2 separate regions of the Homo sapiens genome follow, and region 2 is linked to region 1. Evidence: chromatin contacts called from ENCODE Hi-C or POLR2A ChIA-PET data. All regions are on one chromosome and are shown on one strand. The core of a region is the stretch at or near the end of the contact, and the rest is flanking DNA. Distances in the headings are between cores, read along the strand shown.

Region 1 (3,925 bases), core at 640-3,139:
TGTCTTTGTTTCTCCCCTTGCAGTTTGGCCCTTTCCTGGATGCTAAGCATGAACAGGTGGAGGTGAGTGGGCTGGGGTGGGAAGGGGTCCTGGGTACTTGAATCCAGTCAGGCTCTCACTTTTCATTTTTTAGTGTTTATCCCACATCTGTAACAAACACATTAAGTCCTGTGGCTAATCAGAAAATCATTTTAGCAGAGCACTTTATTAATAAAGATCTGGAATCCAAGGGCCTCCTTTCACCAGAATACAAGGCTGTCTGGAAGCTGGGGGAGGGACATATAAGTCCTAATGTTCCTTTGTTTGTGATGCCTGCTGCTAAGGCACAAGAGCACTAGCACAAATGCAGGTGTCTGGCAGTCATGGGCTGCCCTGTGAAAGAACCTGTCCTGGCCAATACCCCAAGCTTATAACTCATCTTGCTGTCCTTTGCATAAAACACGAATGGTCCTTCCTGGGACATCTCCATGGCTGAGGTCTGGGACCTCCAATCCTTCGTCTCACGATACTTTACCTTCCATGGAAAATATTTCAAAGTACTCTTTCTTTTAGTCTCTCTCAGATTGCATTCAAGAGGGTTAATTCCCACATCTCTTCTCCTCCCTTCGACTAGACTTAGCTCCTTAAGACAAAGACCATGTCTTTTTCATCTTTGCGTCTCCTTCAGCTCCTAGCCCAACAGCTGACTTCTATGGGTCACCTAACAATGTTAAACAAGTGAATAAACACCAAACATCTGCCGTCTAAATCTGTCTCCTTTCCTTTCTTGCAGAATTGTCTACTGACAAGTCCATTTGAAGACATTTTCAAGCAGTGTCTACGAACAATTATTGAAGGCACAAGAAGGTCAGATTTCAAAATACTGGACAGAACCTTAAGCTTCTTAGGTTTCTCCAGAGCTTCCCATTAAGAAACTGAAACTGCTTAAAAGTCGTGGCAGGGCCAGGCTCAGTGGATCACACCTGTAATCCCAGCACTTTGGGAGGCCGAGGCGGGCACATCACCTGAGGTCAGGAGTTTGAGACCAGCCTGGCCAATATGGTAAAACTCTGTCTGTACTAAAAATACAGAATTAGCCAGGCGTGGCGGTGGGCACCTGTAATCCCAGCTACTTGGGAGGCTGAGGCAGGAGAATCACTTGAACCTGGGAGGCAGAGGTTGCAGTGAGCCAAGATCGTGCCGTTGCACTCCAGCCTAGGCAAAAAGAGCGCAACTCCATCTCAAAAAAAAAAAAAAAAAAAAGCTGGGCGTGGTGGCTCACGCACTTTGGGAGGCCAAAGCAGGCGGATCACCTGAGGTCAGGAGTTCAAGACCAGCCTGATCAATATGGTGAAACCCTATCTCTACTAAAATTACAAAATTAGCTGGGCGTGGTGGCACATGCCTGTAATCCCAACTACTGCGGAGGCTGAGGCAGGAGAATCTCTTGAACCCAGGAGGCAGATGTTGCAGTGAGCCGAGACCACACCATTGCACTCCAGCCTGGGCAACAAGAACAAAACTCCTTTTCCAAAAAAAAATCATGGCAGTTCCTATTCTTTCCTTCCTTTTGAACTACCGAGATCAGCTAGAACCCTTGAACTTCAAGTGCAAGTTAAGAGGCATCTCTGTAAAACACAAAGATAAACATACTTGACAAGGCTGCATCGGCTCTCACTCTTTGGTTGCTCTTTCTCTTCTATACTTAGTTCCTTTTCTCACTCCCTTTTGTATAAACTAATATTCCACGGGAATCTTCCCAGGATGGTTTTGAGAAGTGTTTGATGACTTACGCAGTGAAATCCTGTGAGACCCCAAACATCTTGTTGTGTAAGTGATTGTATTGGGTAAGCCCAAGTTCCTCCCAAGTCAGTGCTTCCCCAGGGTGCGTGGGAAGCTGCCAGTGGCTACAGCTGGTGGTGATAGAAACTCTCAGTGAGGGTGGGGCCTTGAATCCTTGCCATAGACCAAACGGAAGGAACTGTGAGAGGTTACAGCAGTGATGAGAGAGCTGTGCAGTTCTCATTTGAGAGGAAAGTCACTGTTCCAGGAAGAGGCTAAAGCCGGAAGTGGAAAGTTATTCAGAAATCTGACATCCTCCATTCCTGTCCCTTTTCCCCAGTGCCAGGGTTTGAAAGAAGTTGGTATAGGTGGTAGATCTCCTCACAAGATCTGCATGCTTGTAGCTGAGCTAATAAAATACAAATATTCCTGAGGCTAAGCATTTAAAAACGAGTCTGTCACAAAGGTGGTTTTTAAAATAAGATGTCTAACCTTCCGCCTTTTAGCCATGAGAACTGATCCCAGAATCAATAAGTTGTAACATTACCTTCTTGTACCAGCAGTGTGGGCCAGGATGGTAGATGTCACAGCTGGAATAAAGAACATCCCCCAACTCACCCCAGAATCAGAGACTTGGGTTGTGCCAGTGACAACCATGTCTGGTTCTGCCCTTTCCTCCCCTGCCTCCCTCAGATGAAGGTGATGCAGGTGCCTTCCCTCTTCCCCAGATTTGCTGTGATCCTGGTCAAGTTCATCAGGCCTGGAGAGTGGTTGGAACTCCTCAGGAGATAGACCCCCAAAACACAGGAGCAGGGCTGTGTTCTTTTGTCAGCCCTTGGGGATAGGCAGGGACTGTGTTGTAGTGCCCTAACACTGGCTGGGTGCTTTCAGTTTGAGGTCGGGTTCTGTTTTTGGTTCCTTACCCCGTGTGGTATTGACAGCAGTGATAGAAATAAAGCACAGATGAGGCATTGTCACACTGGGGATGAGAGCCCAGCACCACCAGGCACTTTCATCTATGGCCAGTGTGTGCCACAGGGCAGGGGGAGCTGCCCCACCCTTCTAGAAACAGTATATAAACAGTTCTTGGGCAGAGAATTTCTTTGTATTCCTGAGAGGTCAGAAATGCAGAGCATTAAGCTGAGTCATCATTAGTAAAAGTCAGAGCCAGGCTAAGCACGGGGCTCACGCCTATAATCCCAGCACTTTAGGAGACTGAGGCGGGCAGATCACTTGAGGTCAGGAATTCAAGACCAACCTGGCCAACACGGCGAAACCCCATCTCTACTAAAAATACAAAAATTAGCCAGATGTGGTGGTGGGTGCTTGTAGTCTCAGCTACTCGGGAGGCTGAGGCAGAATTGCTTGAACCCAGGAGGTAGAGGTTGCAATGAGCCGAGATCGCACCACTGCACTCCAGCCTGGGCGACACAGCAAGACTCCATCTCAGAAAAAGAAAAAGAGCCAGTGAGAAAGCACCTCAGAGAAAGCGAGCAGAGCCCGCGGTTCTCGTCCTGTTTGCGGGAGCAGCTGGAGGACCCTCCCGCTGTGACGTACGAGGTTGTGCAATGCTGAGCATAGTTGGGATGTTTTTCTGATCCCTCCTTCTATAGGCGCTTTCTAACCATGAGCAGGAAGGCTATTTCCTCCTTAACTATTGCCCTTCCAAAGCCTACACTGAAACAGGGCAATTTTGTCCCTTGAGAGCAGCCAGCTGCACCTCAGTCCTTTGTGTTTATCACAGATGTCAAGCCCTTGAGATGTGGAGCACAGATTGTCCCATTCAAGTTACCCTGTGGCCTGTTTACCAGACCCTGGCACCCAAATGGTGGACTGGATCACCCTAGTGAGCTTCTCAGTGTCAAAGGGACAATAATGAATATGCAAACACCTTTGGTCTCAGGATTCTGATTTTCTGTTATAGACATCTCAGTTCACACTCTGAGAGGACACCACAAACAGTGATAAGGGTGACAGCTGTCACCAGCACCTTTATCACATGTGAAAGTGTATGTATGCCTGAGAAGTCCACATGTTTTAAGCAAGAGACAGAGATGGAAGTGAGAGCTATTGGTGGATTTTAAACATGCCCGCAAAGTAATACCTTATGCCTATTTGATTTATAAACGGCCCCTCTGCCAAGGTCATCTTAAGGGAACCAAGG
Region 2 (3,925 bases), core at 810-3,309, 96 kb after region 1:
GACGCATGAGAATGACACAGGAAACAGGGGAAAGGGCCTGGCCCAGTGCCCCACACACAGCAAGTGAGCAGAGACTTTTCCTGCCTGTAGCATTTCATAGTTCTTAAGGCAATGCTGTCATCTTCTGTGGTTTTATTTATTTTTTTGGAGACAGAGTCTCACTGTTGTCCAGGCTGGAATACAGTGGCAGGATGGCGCTATCAGAGCTCACTGTGAGCTCACACTCCTGGGCTCCAGCGATCCTCCCACCTCAGGCTCCTGAATGGCTAGGACCACAGATGTGTGCCACCACACCTGGCTAATTTTTGGGTTTTTTACAGATGGCGTCTCACTATGTTCCCCAGGCTGGTCTTGAACTCCTGGCCTCAGGCGATCCTCCTGCCTCGGCCTCCCAAAGTGCTGTGGTTTTAAATGTGCTGTTCTCCTGGGCTTCTTTCTCTTTCCCCTCTTCCTTAACTCACCAATTAAACCACAACAGACACTTTCTGAGGGCAGGGCCACGTCTCCCCTCAGTCTCCATCCCCTGACCTAGCACAAGCCCCGCATCCAGTAAGCATTCAAAACAACACTGAACTCTTCTGCTCCTGCTTCACTCCAGCTGGGTCAAGAGGCCATGGAGATACAGTGTGTCCTGGTCTGAGGGTCCCAGAGCTGAGAACCAGGAAGGAGATGCCTGCCCCCACTGGACACCCTTCCCTGCAGCCCACATCTGAGCTTCCTCAAGTCCTTAAGTCACATTGGCAAGGCAAATGTGATGTCATGGGCTCAGCTGTGGGGCAGTGTGGATCATAGGAGGGCAGGCAGAGCTGGTTCACATACCAAAGAAGGCTGGACTGGGTCAGGAGCTAGAGCTGCTTTCCAATCCCAGGGAACCAGGGCAAAGTGAACCCACTGCCCTCTGTTCCTGATCACCAAGCCCACTGCTGTCACTTGGGACAACTTCTGGTTCCTCTGGCCCCAGAAGGTGCCCCATGGACTTATTTTTCTCCCTGAGTTCCACATCTCAGATGCACACATGTTGCATTACCAGGACATGTCAGTGACATGGCCCTGAGGGTAGGTGGTTTCACACCTGCCTCTTTGGGGCCCCAAGTCTCCTCCCAGCCTGGGAAAACCTCAAGGTCTCCCAGGCTGTTGTGTAAGATAGTAAGGGCTCATGTCACTGCTCCCTGGAAAAACAGAGTGTCTGTCCTGGTTTTCTGATTTAGACATATATATATAAATTTTTTTTTTTTTTCAGACGGAGTCTCGCCGTCGCCCAGGCTAGAGTGCAGTGGTGTGATCTCGGCTCACTGCAGGCTCCGCCCCCTGGGGTTCACACCATTCTCCTGCCTCAGCCTTCCCGCGTAGCTGGGACTACAGGCGCCCGCCACCTCGCCCGGCTAATTTTTTGTATTTTTAGTAGAGACGGGGTTTCATCGTGTTAGCCAGGATGGTCTGGATCTCCTGACCTCGTGATCCGCCCGCCTCGGCCTCCCAAAGTGCTGGGATTACAGGCGTGAGCCACCGCGCCCGGCCGACATAGACATATATTAATAATCATTTAGAGAGTAGGGATAGTCCTTGGGGGTCATTCAGTTCAACCACCTCATTTTACAGATGAGGAAAACTGAGGCCCAGAGGAGAAGGGACTTGTCCAGGATGAGTCTGGGCCAGGACTCATTCTCCTGACCACTGCCGAGAGCGCCACGGTACAGGCCGCTGCCAGCGCCGCATGGATCCCTGGCACGTGCCAGGAAGTGTCCATTTCACAGGCAGGGAACTAGCCCGAAGACCCAGCGTGGGCAGGCCAACGCCCCTAGCCTGATTCTCGAATCTTCGCCAAACCCTCTTACAGGCCAACAGTCGGGGCCTTTGTGAAGGGAAACTCGCTCTGGGTCACTCTGGTGGTGGCGGGGCTGGTACGTGACGCGGCCACCCCACGGGCGTGATGAGACACGCGAGGCTGGCGTCCGGGCATGCGCGGGCCGCGCGGGGCGGCCCTGGGCTCCCATTGGCTCCCCCGGGTCGAAGGGGGCGGGGCCTCGGGCGCCGCGCTTCCTCCCGCCGTGGCTTCCGCGTCGCTTCCCGGTCAGCTGCGTCCTTAGCGGGAGCCCGAGTGCGGGCGGTGGCGGGCTTGGCGGCGGGGCAGGATTCCAGGCAGGAGCCTTGCCTCTCAGGTGGCGGGCTCTGCGACCCTGCGAGGTGAGAGCACAGCGACGTCTGGCCCGGGCCTCCGTCCCCGGCTGGGCGTGCGCCTTGCCCTGCCTGGGCATCCAGGTCGACCCCCGGTTCTTGACCGTAGCAACCCGCACCCCTCCCACCAGCGCCCGGTCTGCACTCTTGGCCCCTCCAGGCAGCGCCGCTCAACCTTGCGGACCCAGCCTGGGATCCCTTACCGTACTCACCGAGAGCTTGAGGAGACCTCCAGCCCCCCATCCCTGGCTCCCGGTAACTGCTGTTTCTCTTTGCCTTTGCAGATGGACGGGACAGAAGGCAGTGCCGGGCAGCCCGGCCCCGCTGAGCGATCCCACCGAAGCAGCGTGTCCTCCGTGGGAGCCCGAGGTGGGTCCCACCCGCATCTCCTCTTCCACACCCTCCTGGGACCCCAGCCCTGGAGAAGTAGCTCTGGCTTGTCTTCTTTTTCATTAAAGATAATTTATGTATCGACTAAGAAATAATAAGGTACATTCAGATGTGGAAAACTCACAGAAGTCAGAGGCTCTGTCACTAGTTTACTGGCCAGGTTGGGTCCTCGCTCTCATTTGTAAAATGAGCTTGTTTAACATAGCTGTGAAATTCAAATGAGATTATATGAATGAAAAGTGAAGGCTGATGTGGTTCATGCTTGTAATCCCAGAACTTTGGGAGGCCAAGGTGGGCAGACCACATGTGCCCAGGAGTTCGAGACCAGCCTGGGCAACATAGACAAAAAAGAAAGTGACACGTTCACTTTCTTTGTGTCATTTCTTTTTTTCTTTCTTTCCTTTCTTTCTTTCTTTGACAGAGTCTCCCTCTGTCGCCCAGGCTGGAGTGCAGTGGTGCGATCTCAGCTCACTGCAAGCCCCGCCTTCGGGGTTCACGCCATTCTCCTGCCTCAGCCTCCCGAGTAGCTAGGACTACAGGCGCCCGCCACCACGCCTGGCTAATTTTTTGCATTTTTAGTAGAGACGGGGTTTCATCGTGTTAGCCAGGATGGTCTCGATCTCCTGACCTCGTGATCTGCCTGCCTCAGCCTCTCAAAGTGCTGGGATTACAGGCGTGAGCCACCACACCCGGCTGTGTCCTTTCTTTCTCCCAAACAGCCTTTTGAAAGCAGGGATCAGGCTGGGCGTAGTAGCTCACACCTGTAATCCCAGCACTTTGGGAGGCCGAGGCGGGTGGATCACTTGAAGTTGAGAATTCCAAGAGCAGCCTGACCAACATGGAGAAACCCCTGTCTCTACTAAAAATGCAAATTAGCTGGGCGTGGTGGCACATGCCTGTAATCCCAGCTACTCAGGAGGCTGAGGCAGGAGAATGACTTGAACCTGAGAGGCGGAGGTTGCGGTGAGCTGAGCTCGCACCATTGCACTCCAGCCTGGGCAACGAGGGTGAAACTCCGTCTCAAAAAAAAAAAAAAACAGGGATCATATCATGATCTTCATTTGATAGGGAGGAAACTGGGCCCTAGGGAGGTTAAGTCCCAGGCAGGCTGTGGAAGCTCTCCAGGTGATTACATACTGCAGCTTCTGGTGCCTCAGTTCTTGCCTGAGAAGTAGATCTGAACCTGAGCCTCCTCGAAGTGATTTTGTGATCTCTGAGAGTAGCTGCTGGAGCATAACAGACTGGGGGTCCGAGGAGCACCTTCTCTTGTGTAGATGAGAAACCGTGCCCTTCCCTTCCACACACTCTTGGAGGGAGGAGTATTAGCTCTACTTTTACAGATGAGGCAACTGACAACTTA

What was found. A loop is a pair of places that touch in the nucleus more often than their neighbours do. ChIA-PET counts read pairs that join two places held with the same protein, here RNA polymerase II (POLR2A). Pooled maps may share reads with other maps.
Region 2: a pooled map shows a loop between it and region 1 (1.9-fold over the local background). The contact joins the promoter of FRMD8 here to the enhancer-like site in region 1. A Hi-C loop is called at or near these places in 1 of 50 pooled maps. POLR2A ChIA-PET finds 5 or more read pairs at or near these places in 4 of 52 experiments (H1, PC-9, Panc1 and 1 more).

What each region holds. Positions count from the first base shown.
Region 1 is chr11:65,289,027-65,292,951 of GRCh38, forward strand. It overlaps POLA2 (DNA polymerase alpha 2, accessory subunit), which reads left to right. Exons shown (of 18, transcript NM_002689.4): 12 at 24-62; 13 at 773-846. Among named protein-coding and RNA genes, the nearest start is that of CDC42EP2, 24 kb to the right of the region's middle. Within about 2 kb of position 1,890, at least 30 of the 41 ENCODE cell types and tissues checked have a DNase peak (open chromatin) inside an H3K27ac peak, as active enhancers do; they include PC-9, where a contact is called at or near this core.
Region 2 is chr11:65,384,578-65,388,502 of GRCh38, forward strand. It overlaps FRMD8 (FERM domain containing 8), which reads left to right and starts at 2,060. Exons shown (of 11, transcript NM_031904.5): 1 at 2,060-2,184; 2 at 2,460-2,544. The coding sequence starts at 2,460. RefSeq lists an enhancer at 1,776-2,364 and a silencer at 1,867-2,446.